2 separate regions of the Homo sapiens genome follow, and region 1 is linked to region 2. Evidence: read pairs that join two places in POLR2A ChIA-PET (ENCODE). Cell type or tissue: OCI-LY7. All regions are shown on one strand. Links, peaks and the distances in the headings refer to the core of each region. The heading gives the core; the rest is flanking DNA. Region 1 overlaps KMT2E (lysine methyltransferase 2E (inactive)). Region 2 overlaps KMT2E (lysine methyltransferase 2E (inactive)).

Region 1 (11,034 bases), core at 5,035-10,034, 51 kb before region 2:
CACCACACCTGGCTAATTTTTGTATTTTTAGTAGAGATGGAGTTTCATCATGTTGGCCAGGCTGGTCTCGATCTCCTGACCTCAAGTGATCCGCCCACCATGGCCTCCCACAGTGCTGGGATTACAGCCGTGAGTCATAGCAACCACCATATATTTTTAAAGTCTTAGGAGTAAAGAAGTACAGCAAGGCAATAAATTACTTAGGAAACTGGTACAAGCTTCTTAGACATTCACTCACATCTGGCAAAAACTCATGCTGTGCGCATTCTACAACCCAGCAATTCCACTCCTATGTCCCTACCATGGAGAGAACATGTACATACTATGTTCCTACCATGGAGAGGACATGTACACACATGCAGACATGTTCAGAAAGCCCTAGGAGCATTCTTTTGTCAATATAAAGGTCAATAGTGAAATGGATAAATACCATAGGCAGTGAAAATAAATGAAGTATAGGTACACACAATGCAGGTTAATCTCACGTAATAAATGTGAAAAAAATGCTAAAGAATACAGCAAGTCACAATTTACATAAAAGTTTAAAAATATACAAAATTCTAGATAATATTTGCCAACAAATACAGACATAGTAAAATGTTAAAGAAATCAAATTAAAGGGCCGGTGGTGGTGGCTCATGCCTGTAATCTCAACACTTTGGGAGGCCGAGGCGGGCGGACCATGAGGTCAGGGGATGGAGACCATCCTGGCTAACACGGTGAAACCCCATCTCTACTAAAAATACAAAAACAAAATTAGTCAGGCATGGTGGCGGGTGCCTATACTCTCCGAGGCGGGAGAATGGCATGAACCTGGGAAGCGGAGCCTGCAGTGAGCTGAAATTGTGCCACCACACTCCATCCTAGGCGACAGAGCGAGACTCCGTCTCCAAAAAAAAAAAATCAAATTAAAGATAGCAGTTAGTGAAGGAAGGAAGACAGATGCAATGTGGCTGCTAAACGTTAAGGGGCTTCAATGGATAATGTTTTAATTTCTTAATTTGAGAAGTACATGGGTGTTTGTATTATTATTTTATTTTATTTTTGAGATGTTTTGCTATTGTTGCCCAGGCTGGAGTGTAGTGGCACAATCTCAGCTCACTGCAACCTCCATCTCCCAGGTTCAAGCGATTCTCCTGACTCAGCCTCCCAAGTAGCTGGGATTACAGGCATGTGCCACCATGCCCGGCTAATTTTGTATTTTTAGTAGAGACGGGGTTTCGCCATGTTGGCCAAGCTGGTTTTGAACCCCTGACCTCAGGTGATCCACCCGCCTCAGCCTCCCAGTGTGCCTGGATTACAGGCATGAGCCACTGCACCTGGCTGGGTGTTTGTATTATTGTTTACATTTTTCTATTAAATTTTTAAAAACTGAAACAAGTTTCCATACTGCTGACCCTTGAACAACACAAGTTTGAACTGTGCACATTATAGTTATACATGGATTTTTTTCAATACATATATTGGAAACATGTTTGAAAATTTGCAACAATTGCAACAATTTGAAAAAACAGACGAACTATATAGCCTAGAAATATTAAAAAAAAAAGAAAAAGTTATGTCAAGAATGCATATGCATGTAGATAGTAGTCTATTCTATCATTTATTACCATAAAATATACACAAATTATAAAAAGTTAAAATTTATCAAAACCTATGCACACACATACAGACCTTACATGGTGCCATTCACACTCCAGTCATGTAAAGACATATTATTAAATCATAACTATTTAAAACTAACTGTAGTACATTCTGTACTACTATAATAACTTTGTAGCCACCTCCTGTTGCTATTGTGGTGCCTCAAGTGTTGGGAGTGTCTATGTAAAATGCCATGTGACACATGCCCAGGAGCAGTTCATCTCTCAGTAAATTGTGTATGGCAATAAAAAGTGATCTCTTGTGGTTCTCATGAATTCTTCATAGTCTTCAGTGCAATACAGTAATTTTTTTTTTTTTCTTGAGACAGAGTCTTGCTCTGTCACTCAGGCTGGAGTGCAGTGGTCCGATCTTGGCTCACTGCAACCTCCACTTCCCAGGTTCAAGCAATTCTTCTGCCTCAGCCTCCCGAGTAGCTGGGATTACAGGGGCCCGCCACCACGCCCGGATAATTTTTTTTATTTTTAGTAGAGATGGGGTTTCACCATGTTTGCCAGGCTGGTCTTGAACTCCTGGCCTCAAGTAATCCGCCCGCCTTGGCCTCCCAAGTGCTGGGATTACAGGTGTGAGCCACCGCACCTGGTCAATACAGTAAATTTTGAGTAACACCTATGTGACCTATACAAAGTGCCACTAGTGATGCTGGAAGTGCTCCAGAGAAGCAAAGAAGTTATCACATTGCAAGAAGAAGTTGAATTGCTAAAGATGTATGGTAGATTGAGGTGTGCAGTTGTAGTTCTCCACCATCTCAAGATAAATGAATCCAGCATAAGTACCATTGTAAAAAATAATAATAAAAGGAAATTTGTGGAGCCATCACCGCAGCTGGGCCGCAGAATGTGAAAACCATGCACTTTTTGCAATATACCTTTTTATCTTGTATTGCAAATGAAGCTTTTATGTGGGTGCATGCGTGCTATATAAGAAAGACATAGCTATAGATCCTAATATGTTTCTAGAAAAAGTGAAGTCATTAAATGATAACATAAAACAAAAGGAATATGAAAGACCTAAAATTGGAGCATTTAATGCCAGTAATGTATGGTTTGATGATTTTAAAAAGAGGTCTAGCTTAACAGGTAAAGCCACTTCTGCTGAATAAGAGGCAGCAGATGAGTTCTCAGACACCATTAAGAAAATCACTGAGGAGAAAGAGTATCTGCCTGAAAAGTCTTTTAATGCAGACACAAATGTCCTATTCTGGGGGGGGAAAGTCATAAAAAGACATTTATTAGTAAGGAAGAGAAGGAAGCACCAGGATTTAAGGCAGGAAGGGACAGATTAACTCTACTGTTTTGTGCAAATGCATTTGGGTTTATGATCAGGACTGCCCTTATCTATAAAGCTGCTAAACCCAAGCCTTGAAGGGAAAACAAACGGAAGCTGCCAGTCTTTTGGTTGTATAACAAGAAAACCTGGAGGAGAACCCTTTTTCTGGATTGGTACCATTGATGCTTTGTCCCTCAAGTCAGACAACAGGTAGCTAGGAAGGGATTGCCTTTTAAATGTCTTTTGATACTGGGCAATGCCCCTGGCCACCCAGAACCCTATGAGTTCAACACTGAGGGCATCAAAGTGTCTCTAATTCAGCCTCTAAATCAAGGAGTGATAATGGCCTTTAAGGCTCATTACACACAGTACTCTATGGAAAAGAATGTCAACACTATGGAACAGAACCCTGAAAGAGAAGATCATGAAAGTCTGGAAGGATTATACCATCGAAGATGCCATCATTATAGAAAAAGCTGTGAAAGCCATCATGCCCAAAACAATAAATTCCTGCTGGAGTGAACTGTGTCCAGATGTTGTGCATGACTTCACAGGATTTACATCAGAGCCAATCAGAAAAATCATGAAAGAGATCATGGATATAACAAAAAAAGGTGGGGATGAAGGAAGAATACAGATATGGATCTCAGAGAAATTCAAGAGCTAATAGACACCACACCAGAGAAATTAACAGAAGATGCCTAATGGAGATGATTGCTTCCAAACCAGTGCCAGATGATGAGAAAGAAGATGTAGAAAAAGCAGTGCCAAAAAACAAATTTACATTAGACAATCTGGCAGAAGGGCTCCATTGTTTTCAAGACTGATTTTTTACTTTTTTATGATATGGACTCTTCTATGATATGGGCACTGAAGCTAAAGCAAATGACGGAAGACTGGCACCATATAGAAACATTTTTAGAGAAATGAGAAAGCAAAAAAGCCAGGCAGAAATTACTAATATGTTTTCATAAAGTTACACCATATGTGCTTCCCTCTCCTGCCTCCCCTTCTACTACCCCTTCTCCCTCTGTCACCCCTGAGACAGCAAGAGCAACCCCCACCCTTCCTCCTCAGCCTACTCAACATGAAGATGAGGATGAAGACCTTTACGATAATCCACTTCCACTTAATGAACAGTAAATATATTGTATCTTCCTTATGATTTTCTTAAAAACATTTTCTTTTCTCCAGCTTACTTTATTGTAAGAATACAGTATAAGACATACAGAATATGTGTTAATTGTCATTGGTAACACTTCCAGTCAACCGTAGGCTATTAGTAAAGTTTCTGGGGAGTCAAAATGTATACGCAGATTGTGGACTGTGCAGGCAGTTGGTGCTCCAACCCCGCATTGTGCAAGGGCCAACTGTACTGAGATTTATCATTAGTTTTTTACTAGTATTTCAGAAAAATAGTTCTTAGAGTTTCTTTGTAGGATCTCCAACAAACCCTTTTAATTTATACTGCAAAGAAAATTTTCTTTTGTTTTGAGGGGCAAAAGACAAATTATTCATTCATACTGATTAACCAAATAAACTGTATGACTAAAATTATATCCCCTAGAAGAAGAAAAAAATTCTCACATAAACAAGGTCAGTGTTGTATGGCTGAATTAGGGTTACTTGTTATAATTACTGTGAACATTTACATTACAATAATAATTAAGGAAAATGTAGAAATGAAAAGTAGCAATGCTGTAATAGAGGCTGATACTAAACTTCTGGTTTTCAAGTACTTTTAACTGATTCATGATAGATAAAAATAAAAAGCTATAAAAGTAATGACAATACCTAAATTATTACAGGGACATTATGGAACTATTTTCAAACAACAGATTACATTTATAGACTTGAACTCACCAATTTCCATAGTCAAAATCAAAGGCAATAGTAATTTCAGTTCCCTTTGGAATACTGTGTATAGAATAAATATAAAGATGTATGGTTCCATCTTGAATTTCATGCCTCACCTAAAAGTTAAAATAATTGTACATTACCATAAATTACTTTCTGCCTTCAGAAGCATCAGCTTACAATTTTGAAAATTATTCTTTTCAAATTATTTCACAAACACAACCTGGAAAATATGTCATTAATGACAAGGCTTATAACTATCTATTGGTGGTTATCAACTGGGAAGGTTTTTCAATCATATACTGCTATCCACTGCCACCCCAACCCCTAGAGCCCACAATGTGGCATCAAAATAATAATAATAATAATAATAATAATAAAAATACTATATTTCATCAATTCTTCTTATTTTTATTTTTTTGAGACGAGTCTCACACTTTCGCCCAGGCTGGAGTGCAGTGGTGCGATCTCGGCTCACTGCAAGCTCCGCCTCCCAGGTTCACGCCATTCTCCTGCCTCAGCCTCCCGAGTAGCTGGAACTACAGGCACCTGCCACCATGCCCGGCTTATTTTTTTTTGTATTTTTAGTAGAGACGAGTTTTCACAGTGTTAGCCAGGATGGTCTCAATCTCCTGACCTCATGATGTGCCGGCCTCGGCCTCCCCAAGTGCTGGGATTACAGGCGTGAGCCACCGCACCCAGCCTCATCAATTCTTTTTTTTCACCTTTTAGCATCTCTGAAATCAGGAGTCTTATAACTGGTGGCATCTTAGGGTTTTTTGTTGTTGCTGTTGTTGTTTTGAGACAGAGTCTCACTCTGCCATCCAGGCTGGAGTGCAATGATGCAATCTTGGCTCACTGCAACCCCAACCTCTCAGATTCAAGTGATTCTCCTGTCTCAGCCTCCCAAGTAGCTGGGACTACAGGTGCGTGCCACCACACCTGGCTAATTTTTAGTAGGGATGGGGTTTCACCATGTTGGTCAGGCTGGTCTTGAACTCCTGACCTCAGGTGATCCACCCACTTTGGCCTCCCAAAGTGCTGGGATTACAGGTGTGAGCCACTGTGCCTGGCCTTCTTAGGTTTGATGAGTGCAATAATGGTTGAGCAAACGCTACTTTTCTATGACAAGACACTATTCTATATACTTTATATGTATTAACTCCTTCAGTCTTCATATCACCTTTTTACAGATAAAACTGAGGTTAAAAAGCTAGTAAGTCACAGAGAAGAAATAAATTTAAGTCTGGTTCCAAAATCTGTACTCTTAGCTGGGTGCAGCAGCGCATGCCTATAATCCCAGCTACTCTGGCGGCTGAAGCAGAACAAACACTTGAGCCCAGGAGTTCCAGGCCAGCCTGGGCAACATGGCAAGATCCTGTCTTTTAAAAAAAGAAAAGAGAGGAAAAAAAAAAAACACCTACATTCTTGGCTGCAACATTATATAATTACAAAACTAAAAAGCTTCATTTTGACATGTAAAAAACAAAACCAACACGATTTTCTACTCCACACTAAAATATAACATTATTAAAAATTTTACAGTAGAACATACAAAATCTACTTTAGATTTTAGCTTTGTCATCTAACTTAAATCATCGCATGTATTGAGCCATAAATAGAGCTTCCAAGATAGAAGGAAAGTCGTCCAGTATTAGGCTGGACCTGGTGGCTCATGCCTGTAATCCTAGCATTTAGGGAGGCCGAGGCAGGAGGATTGCTTGAACACAGGAGCTCCAGACCAGTCTGGACAACATAGGGAGAACCCAACTCTACAAAAAATTAAAGAATCATTAGTTGGGCATGGTGGCACGCACCTGTGGTCCCAGCTACTCAGAAGTCTGAGGTGAGAAGATAACTTTACCTCCTAAAGGCCCAGGAAGTTGAGGCTCCAGTGAGCCATGATTGCACCTCTGCACTCCAGCCTAGGCAAGACCCTGCCTCAAAAATAATAATAATAATAATAATAATAATGATTTAAAAAGTCCGGGCAGGCTCATGCCTGTAATCCCAGCCCTTTGGGAGGCTAAGGCAGAAGGATCACTTGGCCCAGGAGTTGGAGACCAGCCTGGGCAGCAAAATGAGACTCCATCTCTGCAAAAATTTAAAAAATTAGCTGGGCATGGTTGCACACGCCTGCAGTCCCACCTACTCAGAAAGCTGAGACAGGAGGATCACTTGAGCATGAGAGGTCACGGAGGCTGTAGTGAGCTGTGCTCATGACACCACACTCCAGCCTGGGAGACAGTGAGACACTGCCTCAAAAAAAAAAAAAAAAAAAAAAAAAAAAAAGGAAGTCCAATATTTCCTCTTATAAGGAGCATCATCATTTCTTCAAGGTGCAAAGTAATTTTTAAGACTTCATAGCGGCCAGGCATGGTGGCTTACACTCGTAATCCCAGCATTTTGGGAGGCTGAGATGGGCAAATCACCTGAGGTCCGGAGTTCGAGACCAGCCTGGTCAAAATGGTGAAACCCCGTCCCTACTAAAAATGCAAAAAAATAGCCGGGCATGGTGGTGCGTGCCTGTAATCCCACCTATTCGGGAGGCTGAGGCATGAGAATCACTTGAGCCCGGAAGACGGAGGTTACATGAGCTGAGATCGTGCCATTGTATTCCAGCCTGGGCAACAAGAGTGAAACTCCGTCTCAAAAAAAAAAAAAAAAGACTTCATAGCCAGTTATCACATAAATTTTCACAAAAAAACAGGCTGGGCAGTATAAAATGCACCAACAGGTGGAAAGTGTCTTAGGTCAGTGACCTGAGTTTTGTGCTTATTGCTCAGATTCCAACACACCCCCAGCACCCACATCTCCCCAAAAAATTTCTATAAGCTTACCTCTGCATTGGGTGTACAAGACCGCCTGATGAATCGAGCCTCATTCCCAAAAGTCCTTGCATCAACACACATTTCTAGCCCATGAAATTTAGAGTAGAATAACACAAAAGGGTATGGTCTACAAAGAAAGAAACATTATAAGCTATTAACATTTTAGGCCGGGCATGCTGGTTCACACCTGTAATTCCAGCACTTTGGGAGGCCGAGGCAGGTGGATTGCTTGAGTCCAGGAGATCAAGACCAACCTGGGCAACATGGCGACACTCCGTATTTACAAAAAAAAAAAAAAAAAAAAAAAAAAAAAAAGGCCAGGCATGGTAGCATGTGCCTGTAGTCCCAGCTACCTGGGAAGCTGAGGTGGGAGGATCACCTGAGCCCAGGACATCAAGGCTGCAGTGAGCCATGATCATGCCTCACTGATAGAGCGAGACTGTCTCAAAAACAAACAAACAAACAAAAGTCAACATTTTAGGACAATAATCTGTTACTCTTCAGAGGCAAAGTGATGAAGAAACTTAAGAACACAGAGTCTAAGAAACTTCTAAAAGACATAGTGAAGCCAAGATTTGAATATAGGCAGTCTGACTCCACAATTCACTCTTATCTTATGCTAGTTTATGCTAATGAGATTTTTACCTGCCCCATAACCTCACCTAAATCAAAGGCAATTAATGGAAGGTAGAAATTCCAATTTACAAAGAAAGATAAAAAGAGAGTGACTACTGCATTCACAAGATTAATTTGATGTCTTTAGAGTTCACATTTCCTGGTGCATTTAAAAGTATCTGTCTTATACCGTTTCAGATCAAATCTGCTACATAATAGGGAGAAATTGCTGTGTATCTTTCATATCTTAAGTAAATATTCAAGTTATAAACAATAAATGTTTTTGATAATTGTAGGACACAGACTAGGAATGTTCTCCTACAGATATGAACATACTTCTAGACTACAGGGAAGCAACGCCTATCAAAGGGTCATATTAATTCTGCATACAAATCTCAAACCAAAGAAGAGACCTCCAATACCATTCCAATACCAACAAAGTGGGTGTTGAAAGTGGTGGCAATAATGTAGGACCCAATCTAACACTGTCTAATAAAGAGGAAGGGGTTTCTCCTATGGTTACCATGGTCTTTCTCCATTCCGGCTATTACGTTATGAGGAATTATCATGAGTCCCAGATGGAAAGGGTTCCTTGTAATCTCAATCAATCAGAATTCCTGACTGATATCCTTCTATATCCAACCTATATTGCTGTTGGTTAATCTTTGAAGTAGATTGTTTTAGGATTTTCAGCAAGACAGACATGAGCAAGAGACCGGAATATATCTTTGCATTTTTTTATGTTGTTTTAGTTTATCGTAGTTCAAAAATTATCATCAGTCACTGTTCAACCACACTACAGCTTTAAATACTGAAATGATCATGTAGGAAAAAAAGTACATATAATCACAACATCTAGGTAAAACAGCCAAAAGTTCAATATTTACCTACAGAAAATGAACATGGGAAAATAAATGAATATACCTTTTAAAGAAATACCCATTTGCTTCAAACTGTTCTCTCAGCATAAACTTCCCTCTGTATTCAATGATAAGTGCATCAGGAGGCAAATCTTTTGCAGATTTAAGAATTTTCTTATTCTTTTGTATATGGCTCTAAAATCAGAGTAAATGTTGAGATTAAATAAACTTGCTTGTTTTCAGTTTAACTAAAAATTCACAATATAAAACTGCTTTACAATTTTTGGACAAATGATGTATTTACCTCTACAGGAGGTTTGAAGAGCAAATTGTTGGTATTCAAATCGGATTTATTCATCTCTTTTTTGTCATTTCCATTGCCTAATCTCAGAGCTATTCTTTGTGCCTCCCTCTGAACACCCTCACTGTACTGGTTGTTATTTGCTTCTTCATATCGATCCATCCATGCTTTGATCTTTGTCTCCCATCCAAAATTTGAACCATCAGATGAAGGATCAATCTCTGGAGCTGAACCCTAAAATCATAAACTGAGCTTTAGTATCTGGACTTACGGACTTACACACACACACACACACACACACACACACACACACACACACACACAAAATTAACGGCAATCTATACAAAAGAACATAATATAAACTAGAAACTGCTGTTTAACGGTTTCTTTTCCAGAAATGTGGAATAATAAATACCACAGGGACAAAAGATACACTGTAACATGCTCCCCACATCCTATTTAATGTGACAATTTTAGAAATTTGTTATCCTTTTCTACCTAAGCCAGAAAACTATAGTAACAGCATACAGCTGACCTCTGTGACCCCAGACAAACTTATGTTTTGGGGTCAGACAGAGGCGAGGAGCCTCGCTTCTCTCAGCAATTTTAGCATCTAAAAAAGTGAGGACATACATTAATTAATTCAAGATACTTTTTAGCTACCATCGATCATTCTGACTGGTTTGTATTGATATGGTTGTTCTATGGTGAATTTATAGTATGACAACTGACTTGACTAACTCTCTAGAATCCCAACTATGCAAAAGTGCAAATTTTCAAGTTCCAAATGTGATTCTGCATTCCTAAGTACAGTATAGTAATACTAACTGGCATCAGAGACATGGATTATAGTAATAAAGGAAATTCAAATTGCCCAAAATTATAAAATTAGAAATTGCTTATATACCTCCCCCTTTTGATTAATATTTTAACAGTGTTAACTACAAGAGTAGTATATTACTCCAATTAGAACTAAGGTCCCACTCCTGGTAAAGATAATAGGCAAAGACATGACACACAATAAACAGAGCATTAAGTAAAGATATGGTCAAGCAAGCATGTAGCTCCTGAATAAATGACAGTTGATAACAACACCTTAAAATTAATGTATTTACCTTAACTCTTGATGACTTCCTAGATCCTTCACGAAATGCCTAAAATAAACATGGAATTCTAGTTAGTTTCCTAAAAAACTGGACATAATTAATATTTAAGAATTAATTGGTTCATTGAAACTTTTAACTGAAGTGTCATAACAAAAAATTTGGTAACCAAGAAAGCTGACACTAGGAGAATGTTTAATAAAGGCATCTATTAAAATACTTTTCTAATAAAAACAGAATGTGGTTGAGAGTGGTGGCGGGCACCTGTCGTCCCAGCTACTCAGGAGACTGAGGCAGGAGGATCAACTGGAGCCCAGGAGTTGGAGGCCATAGTGCACCATGCCAGTCTATGAATACCCACTGCACTCCAGCCTGGGCAACATAGCAAGATCCTGTCTTTAAAAAAAAAAAAGTATATAGACTATATAGAATATAAAAATCTGTATATAATATAATACAAAGACAAAAATTTCCAAATATTCTCTGTGTTCAATATTACAACAGTGGAAAAATATTTCTGATAAAAATTGGGAGGG
Region 2 (11,034 bases), core at 1,920-6,919:
TAATAATCAAACAACAACAAAATCCTATGATGGACATGGTGGCTCACAACTGTTATCCCACATTTTGGGAGGCCAAGGCAGGAGGACTGCTTGAGGCCAGGAGTTTGAGGCCAGCCTGGGCAAAAAACCAAGACCCTGTCTCTACAAAAAAATTTTTAAAAATTAGCCAGGGGTAGTGGTATGTGCCTGTAATCCCAGCTAACTGGGAGGCTGAGGTGACAACGTCACTTGAGCCCAGGAGTCTGAGGTGACAGTGAACCATGATAGCACCAGTGTACTCCAGCGTGGGGAACAGACCAAGACTCTGTCTCTAAAAAAAATAAATAAGTAAAACAAAAATAAGTAAATAACTTTTTTTTAAAATCCTGCAAACGCTTTTTTTTTCTTGAGACGGAGTCTCGCTCTGTCATCCAGGCTGGAGTACAGTGGTGCGATCTCTGCTCACTGCAACCTCCACCTCCCAGGTTCAAGCGATATTCCTGCCTCAGCTTCCCAAGAAGCTGGGAATACAGGTGTCTGCCACCATGCCCAGCTAATTTTTGTATTTTTAGTAGAGACAGCATTTCACCATGTTGGCCAGGCTGGTCTCGAACTCCTGACCTCAGGTGATCTGCCTGCCTCAACCTTCCAAAATGCTGGGATTACAGGCTTGAGCCACCACGCCCAGCCCCATTTATCTTTAACTTACTTAACCTATATAGACCATTAGACTTGATCATTATTACTTTTTAGCCTTTTTTTTTTTTTTTTTTTTTTTGTGATAAGAGTCTTGCTATGTCGCCCAGGCTGGAGTGTGGAGTGCAGTAGTGTGATTTCGGCTGACTGTAACCTGTCTCCTGGGTTCAAGAGACTATCCCGCCTCAGCCTCCTAAGTAGCCGGGACTACAGGCGCGCCACCATGCCCAGATAGTTTTTGTATTTTCAGTAGAGACAGAGTTTTATCATGTTGGCCACACTGGTCTCAAGCTCCTGACCTCCAGTGATCCACCCACCTTGGCCTCCCAAAGTGCAGGGATTACAGGCATGAGCCACCATGCCTGGCCTTTATTTATTTATTTATTTAATTTATTTATTTATTTTTGAGACAGTTTCACTCTGTCACCCAGGCTGGAGTGCTGTAGCACAATCTCGAGTCACTGCAACCTCCGCCTCCCATGTTCAACCAATTCTCCTGCCTCAGCCTCCCAATTAGGTGGCATTACAGGTGCCCGCCACCATGCCCAGCTAATTTTTGTATTTTTAGTAGAGATGGCGTTTCATCATATTGGCCAGGCTGGTTTCAAACTCCTGACCTCAAGTGATCTGCCCACCTTGGCCTCCCAAAGTGATGGGATTACAGGCATGAGCCACCGTGCCTCACCTTTTTCAGCCATTAAATAACCAAATAAGAGCAGGTTTTTGATTAAAATGAAGTTGGCAATTATTTTATTCTGTCATTCTTTCTTCCCCACCCTCCCACCACCCCCCCAATCCTCAGACGGAGTTTGCTCTTGTTGCCCAGGCTGGAATGCAATGGCGCCATCTTGGCTCACTGCAACCTCCACCTCCCAGGATCAAGCGATTGTCCTGCCTCAGTCTCCCAAGTACCTCGATCACAGGTATCTGCCACCACGCCTGGATAATTTTTTATGTTTTTAGTAGAGACAGGGTTTCACCATGTTGGCCAGGCTGTTTTCGATCTCCTGACCTCAAGTGATCCACCCACCTTGGCCTCCCAAGGTGTTAGGATTACAGGCATGAGCCACCGTGCCCAGCCTATTCTGTCATTCTTTAATCGCAAGTAAAACAGTGTCCTCACTCTCCTTCTATCTCCTTCTAAGTATGCTTTCTATCACTATTTTGAATCCATTTCTTTCATACTAGAAAACTTGAGATTTTTCTTCTTTCCCTCTCTAAAAACAACGTGCATAAAATCTAATTAATAGAATTTAAACAAATCTTTCTGATGATACTGTCTACATTTTATTATCTCAGACCTGGGCAATGAATACTTCCCTAAGTAGTTTCTTTCCCTATACTAATGTGGCTTTTAAACCACTGGTTCCCAAACATAGATCCACAACTGTTACTTTTCATATACCTGGGGATAGGAGTAGAAAATGATAGGTTCCTAGGCCTTACCCTAGAGATTCTCATGTAGTAGGTCTGAGATGTGGCCTGAATGCCTTATCAAAAAACTAAAAGGGCATTCACACCAGTGCTCTATTTTAGTACTGGTTACAACATTGGACAGAATATTATACTTCAAAAGCCACTAGTTTCCTCATAACTTTGACCTATTCAAAAAAAGTGTAGTTCACAGTAATTCCAGTCAAGTTCCTAATGTTGACATTTTATCAGGTTATCTTGTTCCATACTAATAATCCAATCTATAACTCCTTTGATTATGCAAGTCTTTTTTGCTATTGTTGGCATATCCTTGCTCATTCCTCTTCAAATTCACTAATTTTCTTTTCCTTTTCTTTCCCACCCAATAAAAATCATATTAGACCTTCAAGAACCAATGCTTCCTTGAAGCCTTCCCAATTTTTTTAGATAGTTTTAAGATATCTGGCAAATCAACCTCCTAAGGGCTGTTTCCTCACCTGTAAATAACAATTTGACTAGACTTTATCTCAAAAGACTTCTCCAGCTATAAAACTTGTTCTACACTAATGTCTTCCCTTCTTAACCTCCTAAAGAATGCACTACTTACATTAACTACTGGTTTATATTTTGACAGACATTGTTCTAGAACAGCTGCTAAATGTATAGCTTCCACAATTAGATCATCTATTTGACTCCATAGCAAGAACTGAGGTATTTCTATATTACCTCAAAGCCTGTAATTCAGTGGCTAGGATACCCACCTAAATTATTATTGATTAAACCACAATTTCCCTTTTTCTAACACATAAATCTCTCCTCCTTCCTTTAAATGAACATGAAAAAACAAAACCTGCCACTGTTACTAATGTAGTTGCCCCCAGGCTCAGTCCTCCCCATTATTAGTCTCCCATCAATCTTGGACTCAATTTTTCATTTCTGTTTGATTTACTTTTCCCACTCATCTATTGGATGTATATCTATATCTGCCATCACTTCAAAAATCAAGCCTTCAAAGTGAAACTTTCTTTTCCACACATCTTCTTTCATTCTATTTTTTATCAGTATCGCCATTCTCTTCTCCTTCTTTCGTTCCAGTTTCCTATTATATCCAGCCACCCAATCTTTTGTGCCTCCTCAGTGTTTAAGACTCATTCTCCCTCAGCCGCCATGGCCCCTACCATCATCTTCATCACCTGAATAATCCAACAATCAACAACCCTTTCAATATGTCACTATCAACTTCTAAGTAATTTGTCTCTAAAGAATGGAATTCTTAGTATTGTTTAAGCATTTCCCTCCTCCCTCAGAGTACAACTATTCTATTTTAAAACCAAATCAAATCAAATTCATTCATTTAACATATTTATTGAACATATACTATGTTCTAGATACTGCTCTAGGTTCTTGGGAATGGGCAATGAACAAAATTATATTGCTCTTATGACACCTGAAATGACCTATGGCAATCCAATATAATCAAGGGTACCTTCAAGTAGTGTTTTTTTTTCCTGGAGTGCAGTGGCACGATCTCAGCTCACTGCAACCTCTGCCTCCCAGGTTCAAGCAATTCCTCTGACTCAGCCTCCCACGTAGCTAGATTACAGGCGTGCACCACCACAACTGGCTAATTTTTGTATTTTAGTAGAGACGGGGTTTCCCTATGTTGGCCAGGCTAGTCTCGAACTCCTGACTTCAAGTGATCCACCTACCTCGTCCTCCCAAAGTGCTGGGATTATAGACATGAGCCACCGTGCCCGGCCTTAGAGTAGTTTTCTTAAGCAGCTGCCTTTGATTAATGATGTTTATTCTCAATACCTTGTCAAGAATTAGTCCTTTATAAGGATCAACAGAAAGCTACAAAAATTTTCAAATGACTTTAATTCAAATTATTGAACAGCCACTCCTTAGCTATGTGACCCTAGGAAATGTCTCAGTCTCAGGCCGTGCACGGTGGCTCACACTTGTAATCTCAGCACTTTGGGAGGCCAAGGTGGAGGGATCACTTGAGCTCAAGAATTAGAGACCACCCTGGACAACATGGTGAAATCCCATCTCTACAAAAAACAAAAAATGAAAATTAGCCAGGTGTGGTGCTGCAGATGAAGCTGAACACCTGAGGTAAGCTAGGGAAGCTGAGGTGCAAGAATTGCTTGAGCCTGGGAGGTGGAGGTTACAGTGAGCTAAAATCATGCCACTGCACTCCAGCCTGGGTGAATGAGACCATCCCTCAAAAAAAAGCAAGAAAGAGGAAAAAGAAAACAGAAATGTCTCAGTCTCGACTGGGCTGATGGCTCATGCCTGTAATCCTAGCACTTTGGGAGGCTGAGGCAGGCGGATCACTTGAGCCCAGGAGTTCAAGACCAGCAAGGCCAATGTGGGAAACCCAGTCTCCAAAGAAATTCAAAGATTAGTCGGGCATGGTGGCCCATGCCTGTGGTCCCACCTACTCGGGAGCCTGAGGTGAGAGGATGGCTTGAACACAGGAGGCGGAGGTTGCAGTGAGCTGAGATCACACCACTGCACTCCAGCCTGGGCGACAGAGCCAGACTCTGTCTCACAAAAAAAAAAAAAAAGTCTCAGTTCCTCTATGCCACTCAGGAAAAAATGAGCAAAATATCTATCTTTTTGCTCAGAGTACGATATGTAGACACAGTGTAGATATTTATTTATTAATGTTAGTTGTCTCTTAGAATATACAAAAATTGTATTATTCAGTCCAATGATAATAATCAATTCCAATCAGAATACTGTTGGCCACTAAGCAAATGGTGAAAGAACAGCAACTCTATTAGTATATTTGAATAATTATCTTAATATTTCAGATGTATTTAAAATATTTACTATAAAAATCTTAAGACTAAACTAAGAGTAGACTTAATTCCTAAGTACTTACCAAACCCATAAAATCAGCAAGGGACCAAAATTAATTATAAATATATATGTAAATACTTTCAAGTTTAAACAGTTTTACTTCTACAGCATTTTCCTGTCTTTTAATTCCAAGACTTACGATATCCCAAGATCAGCTTCCTCCTCTTCATACAGTAATGTAAATAGAAAAACAAAAACCCGGAAATGGGAAGACTAGTATAATACAACTAGAGAGTTGAAGCTTAAGGAAAGAAAATGTCTGTGCACTTTACACACAAAAATGAATTATGGAATTAATAGATCCACATATCCAATAAGAAAAATACTCAGTATGCAAACACACATGAGCTTTTAGAGTAGCCTGCCTTGAACTTCAAAAAAAGCACACAATCTCTGAAAAAATTTAGAATACAGGCAAAAATGAAATGTCAAGAATGAGGTTGGTGGATACAATGAGTCCTATAAGGGACCAGTACCTTTGCTATGAGACAGACTACACTCACTTTCACCTTCCAGCTTCATTGTAAGGCTGAGGTGGGAGGACTGTTTGATCCCAGGAGTTAAAGACCAGCATGGGCTGTTTAGTGAGACCCTATCTCTACAAAAAAAAATTTGTTTTAAATTAGCCAGACATGGTGACATGGCACCTGTAGTCCCAGTTACTTGGGAGGCTGAGGTGGGAGGATCACTTGAGCCTGGGAGATTAAGGCTGTAGCGAGCCATAATCATGCCACTGCCCTCCAGTCTGGGTGACAGAGCAAGACCCTGTCTCCAAAAAAAAAAAAAAAAAAAAAAAAGAGGGCGGGGCCTTTCTGCAAAGGGATTTTATATATAAATGAAAAATAACCCACATATAGTGAGCTCATCAGTCACTCATAAAAACCATTTAAGCATGAGGAAATTGCTGTGTGTAGCTGGGGATTGAACTAGAATTGCTTTTCCCAAAATCCTTAATGAACTATTTACTTTAGGAGGTAAGAGGTACCAATTTTAAACTTCTGTAAGTGAAATTTTAAGCTATGTCGACAAAATCTCCTTTGACATATAACTTCCACTATCACTGTAGATCAATTTAAATGATAATTACCAGTTTCTCACAATTATTCTCAAAGTAATCACACAATAAAACAGCATTTGTCTTTTGGTACAACCATATCACATCCATGAGATTTGCCAGTTTAAACATACAATTCAAAGATCAAATGGTTGACAGATTACTGTATAGCTAACGATTAATACTAATATACAGCAACTAGGTTACTGTACACCAATTACAGGCTTACATTTGAAAAAACCACACAATCTGACTCCAGCGATGTTAACCAACACAATCATCAGTTATTTCCCTTAGGAAGCAGTATGTGCAAGATGAACAAGACAAAATTAATAGCTACTATGATGCTTTTACATAGGAAGGCACTCAACTATCTGCCACTAAATTAATCTATAGTATTATCAGAGTTCAAAAGGTCCCTAAAAAAGAATTTAAATCTCACACGACAACAAAGGTCTTTGGATCTTGATATGTTCCAGAACCACTTGAAATCTCTTATTTCATCTAGCAGAGTCCTATAAACCCCACTGGATAAACCAGAGTCAGATCCTGAAGTCCCATTTTTAGATTTCCAAGACACTAAATGATCAAAAGAGTTACAGTATGTAATTGGATCCATCCCCTTTTGAATTACAGAAATCTAAATTTACATATATACAGGAGACTAGATGTTTGCGAGTTCATCAAAGTTAACATGGAGAATTATAATACATGTATCTTAAATACTGTACTTGTAATTTAAAATATCCTTATCAATTTTTTAGTTTCAAGCCAAAATGTATTCTTTGAGTATAGCTCCCCTGACTAGAATTCTGGTTTCTTGTTCCTACATAAACCAGATCAATAATGCATTGTCCACAGTTTTTGGTTCAACATATTTCAAAATAAGTTACCTAGATCTTTGTGGGGCAATCTGAATGTAGACTTCCTTCTAGATTTCTATTTTTTCCCTGTAATCTTTTAGTCATCTTGCCCACACCTAAACTGACTACAATTTTCTTCAGCAATTAATTTGCCTTTATCAAGTTTTCCAAAGCATTTAACTTAGTTTGCGTTTAAACAGTTCTCTTTTCACATTCATTTATCATTGGTTTACGTAATACTTAGTAGAATAATATAAACACATTACAAGTACAATAGAATTAGCCAATTTGGGAAGAAACCTATAACTTCCATGAGCATTCATCTCAACTGGTGGAAGCAGCAGAAAGTAGTTTACATTCATTCAACATACATGGACATTAGTATTTTTAAAAGAAGAATTATTAATCCTGCACATTGGTTAAATGAAGATTAAGGAAACATCTATAGTACCTACATAAAACATTTTAGAAAAAAATACATAAACTATAAATAGTGATCACCTTAGCATATGATAGACCTTACACACAGAAGTCAGAGATTTACTTTTTTACTTTTTTCCAGAAACAACTATCACAGAAAAGGCTACAGAGCTTCTAAGAATTTTACCCAAATTAACTTACTGAATTCTCAAAACCACACTATGAAATAGGCTCTATTATTATCTCCATTTTGCAGACCAAGAAACAAAAGCACAAAGAGGTAGAAAACATTGCCCAAAGAAGTACAACCTGGTTTGAGTGCAATCAAACCAAAGTGGTATGGTTCTGGAATCTCTACTCTATACAATACAGCTTCTAAAGAAGTACTGTTTTGAGTCCTTTTAATAAACATATGTTACTTTTACATCTTAAGAATTGGAGGTAAATAAGCCACGTTCCACATGTCATTCTCCAGTGCAAATTTTTCAGTAGCACTCCTCTTAAGTACACATGCTTTTAATCTGGCATTCAAGGCTCAACCACAACTTGATCCCAATTTGTACTGCTGTGATTTTAATTCAAGCTCCTTATCCAAATAGCCTATAGGTTCTGGAAACCAATGAATCATCTTGAACTGGAATATACACAAGCAGTAGACAGAGAGTCTGTCATTTGACACTGTACAAAGACCAGTATTTGCTTATTTCAGACTCTGAAAATAGTGGCCTGCCTTTTAAAAAGAAATGTCCAGCATGATTTCTTGGAAAAGTATAAAGCACCAAGAATCAGGACCTAAATTTTAAACCTTGATTAACCACTATGTAACTTTACGACCTTGGGAAAATCATTTAAACTCTCTGGAGCTCAATCTCCTTATAAAATAAAAGCAGAGAACTGGAATATAAAAATGAGCTGGAGCCAGTACTAAAATGCAAATTCAAGGCCCTACTCTAAAAACTTGATTGGTCTGAGAATGTTCATTTTAATATAATTGATACATGAGGTCCTTGAGCCACAGTGAGAAAAAAATAACAAAGAGTTCTCTTAAGTCAATTCTAAATGTAGATTCTTAACTTCAGTCAATTAAGGTACTCCTTTACACGTCCAGGATGGGAGTTCTGGCCTGAAAGAAAATCCTTTCGTTCATCATGGGGCTTGTTTTTGTACCTTCCGCCATACCTTTTGTTTAAACACCGAATTAAGACTTAGTAGTACTACAAACTGAACTTCCATCAATCTGTTAAGACATATTGGCACACAGTCAATTCAAATTATTTTTTAAAGCACCTACCAAATGCTAAGTATCCACTGTATTTCATTAATCTTCATTGTTGTGAAATATGATTATCTTAATTTTCTCAGAAGAAAATTTTAAGTTTTAGAGAATATGTACTCTGTAAGTCTCAAAATTTTCTTCTCCTGTCTGAAAATTTCCAAAGAAATTAAATTATCATCCAAATTCACTACCAACATTTTGCTATAACTGAAAATACATAAAACTGATGAGTATTATCATAATGTAATGAAAGTCTAAGTGTTTTTCTGTTTCTTTTCCTTTACTTGTCCTTCTTAACCTTTCTGAGTATATATTTCTTTAACTACAAAGTTCTAGAAACCATATACCGCTTTGCCCTAGAATTACAGATGTTTCATGCTCTGCTGTATTACCATCTGTGTATATACCATCTCACCAACCCCCTTTTAAAAAGCATTAATTTGCATGTATGTGAAAAATAACCTATCTTAATGTTTTCCAAAAAATATTTTACTTTTTAAAAATTGCTTAACGGAGCCGGGCACAGTGGCTCAAGCCTGTAATCCCAGCACTTTGGAAGGCCAAGGTGGGTGGATCACAAGGTCAGGAGATCCAGACCATCTTGCCTAACATAGTAAAACCCCATCTCTACTAAAAATACAAAAAAATTAGCCAGGCCTGCTGGTGGGCACCTGTAGTCCCTGCTACTAGGGAGGCTGAGGCAGGAGAATGGCATGAACCCGGAAGGCGGAGCTTGCAGTGGGTGGAGATCACACCACTGCACTCCAGCCTGGGCGACAGAGCGACACTCCATCTCAAAAAAAAAAAAAAAATTGCTTAATGAATTTTTGTCTCTCTTTTTTTTTTTTTTTTTTTTGAGACAGAGTCTCACTCTTGTCACCCAGGCTGGAGTACAATGGTGCAATCTCAGCTCACTGCAACCTCTGCCTCCCAGGTTCAAGCGATTGTCCTGCCCCAGCCTCCCAAGTAGCTGGGATTACAGGGGCCCGCCACCACGCCCAGCTAATTTTTTGTATTTTTAGTAGAGACGGGGTAATGGATTTTTTTATTGGAGAAAGGGGAGTATCAAAATTGGAAGATGTTTTTGGCCCTTAGAAATTAAGCTGCTGGCATTAGCAAATCATAAGCCTAAACAATACAACTGTAACTCAAGACTCATTTAGCAATAGTTTTAAAGACTAAATAAGGAACTAGAAGCACATCTTTTGTGTGTGTGTTCTGGATTTCAAATTAGATCAGCATCCAGGAAACTATTTAAATCCCATTTCGGTGGAAAACTGTACAGGAATATTATACATATACTACTGTCTATCTTATCTATACTTTTCTTCCTTAAAATTTATTTTATTTGTTGTGATTTAAAAAGCAGCCCATATGCCTTACAGAAAAACTGGAAAAGAAAAAACAAGAAAACGAAACTCCCACAATCCCAACTATCCAGAAACAAATCAGTTAAAAACCCTGGTGTATATGTGTATGTATGTACCCAAGTAAAGAAAAGAAGAAAATTAGTTTTTTTAATTAAGCAAAAGAAAAGAAAAACCTTCGTGTATTTACAACCAACACAGTAAAAACTTTATTTAGGCAAGAATCATCAACAGACGCTACATCTTGAAGAGGAAAGTTTAATGAGGAAGTGGATATTTATACAATCTCAAAGTATTTCCCCAAAAATTAATTAGTAATGTCAAAAAAACATCAACTATACAATAGAGAAACTACTCAACACCTTAACTAAGCTATCAAAATGAACATAATAGTAAAGGGCAAACAAACATCATATGCCTCCAGACGATAGAAAAACACATATTTCTAATCTAGTATTCTAGCCAAAAATGTATAACCTGAATAATGAAGAAACCTTAAGACCAAGCCAAACTGAGGAGCAATATATAAATAATAAGCCTTCCAATGTCATGAAAGACAAAGATGGAGGAACTGTTCCAGATTAAAAGAGACTTAAGGGACAACAAAACTAAATGCAATCTGTGATCTTGGATCGGCTAATGGTACTGAAAAAAATGCTAATAAAGGACATAATAGGGACAACTGATAAAACTAGAATATGGACTATTTAGTATTACATCAATGTTAAATTTCCTGAATTTGACAACTACTCTGTTACTTAGGAAAACATGCGTGTTCTTAGGAAATGCATACTTCAGTAATAAGGGCTGTAAGGGGGCTAGTACTACTGGCAATGAAACCCACTCTCAAATGGTTCAGGAAAAATACCAGGTGTATATATAAAGAGAATAATAAAGCAAACAGCAAAATGTCACAAGTCCGGTGATCTTGGTACACAGTATAAGAGAGTTATTTGTACTATTCAAGTAAATTTTCAGTAAATTTTACATTATTTTTAAGTTAAAACCAAAAATATCTTGGTTTTTTAGCATTCCTCATCATGTGTGTGTGGCAATTTTTTAATTAAAAATTGAATCATCAGTGTGATATATCAA

Evidence for each region. Peaks named below come from ENCODE experiments on the same cell type or tissue, not always from the same donor. Only the 100,000 strongest peaks of a DNase experiment are listed, where the experiment ranks them.
Region 1: POLR2A ChIA-PET joins it to region 2 with 5 read pairs; 20 of 35 experiments call an interaction of 5 or more read pairs at or near these places.

What each region holds. Positions count from the first base shown.
Region 1 is chr7:105,075,558-105,086,591 of GRCh38, reverse strand. It overlaps KMT2E (lysine methyltransferase 2E (inactive)), which reads right to left. Exons shown (of 27, transcript NM_182931.3): 9 at 10,511-10,549; 10 at 9,399-9,629; 11 at 9,159-9,289; 12 at 7,629-7,746; 13 at 4,795-4,904. Among named protein-coding and RNA genes, the nearest start is that of KMT2E, 67 kb to the right of the region's middle. In OCI-LY7, for the core only: no CTCF peak of the experiment used is centred there; no DNase peak of the experiment used is centred there.
Region 2 is chr7:105,021,797-105,032,830 of GRCh38, reverse strand. The region is part of intron 1 of KMT2E (lysine methyltransferase 2E (inactive)); the gene reads right to left. Among named protein-coding and RNA genes, the nearest start is that of KMT2E, 13 kb to the right of the region's middle. In OCI-LY7, for the core only: no CTCF peak of the experiment used is centred there; a DNase peak (open chromatin) is centred at 4,660.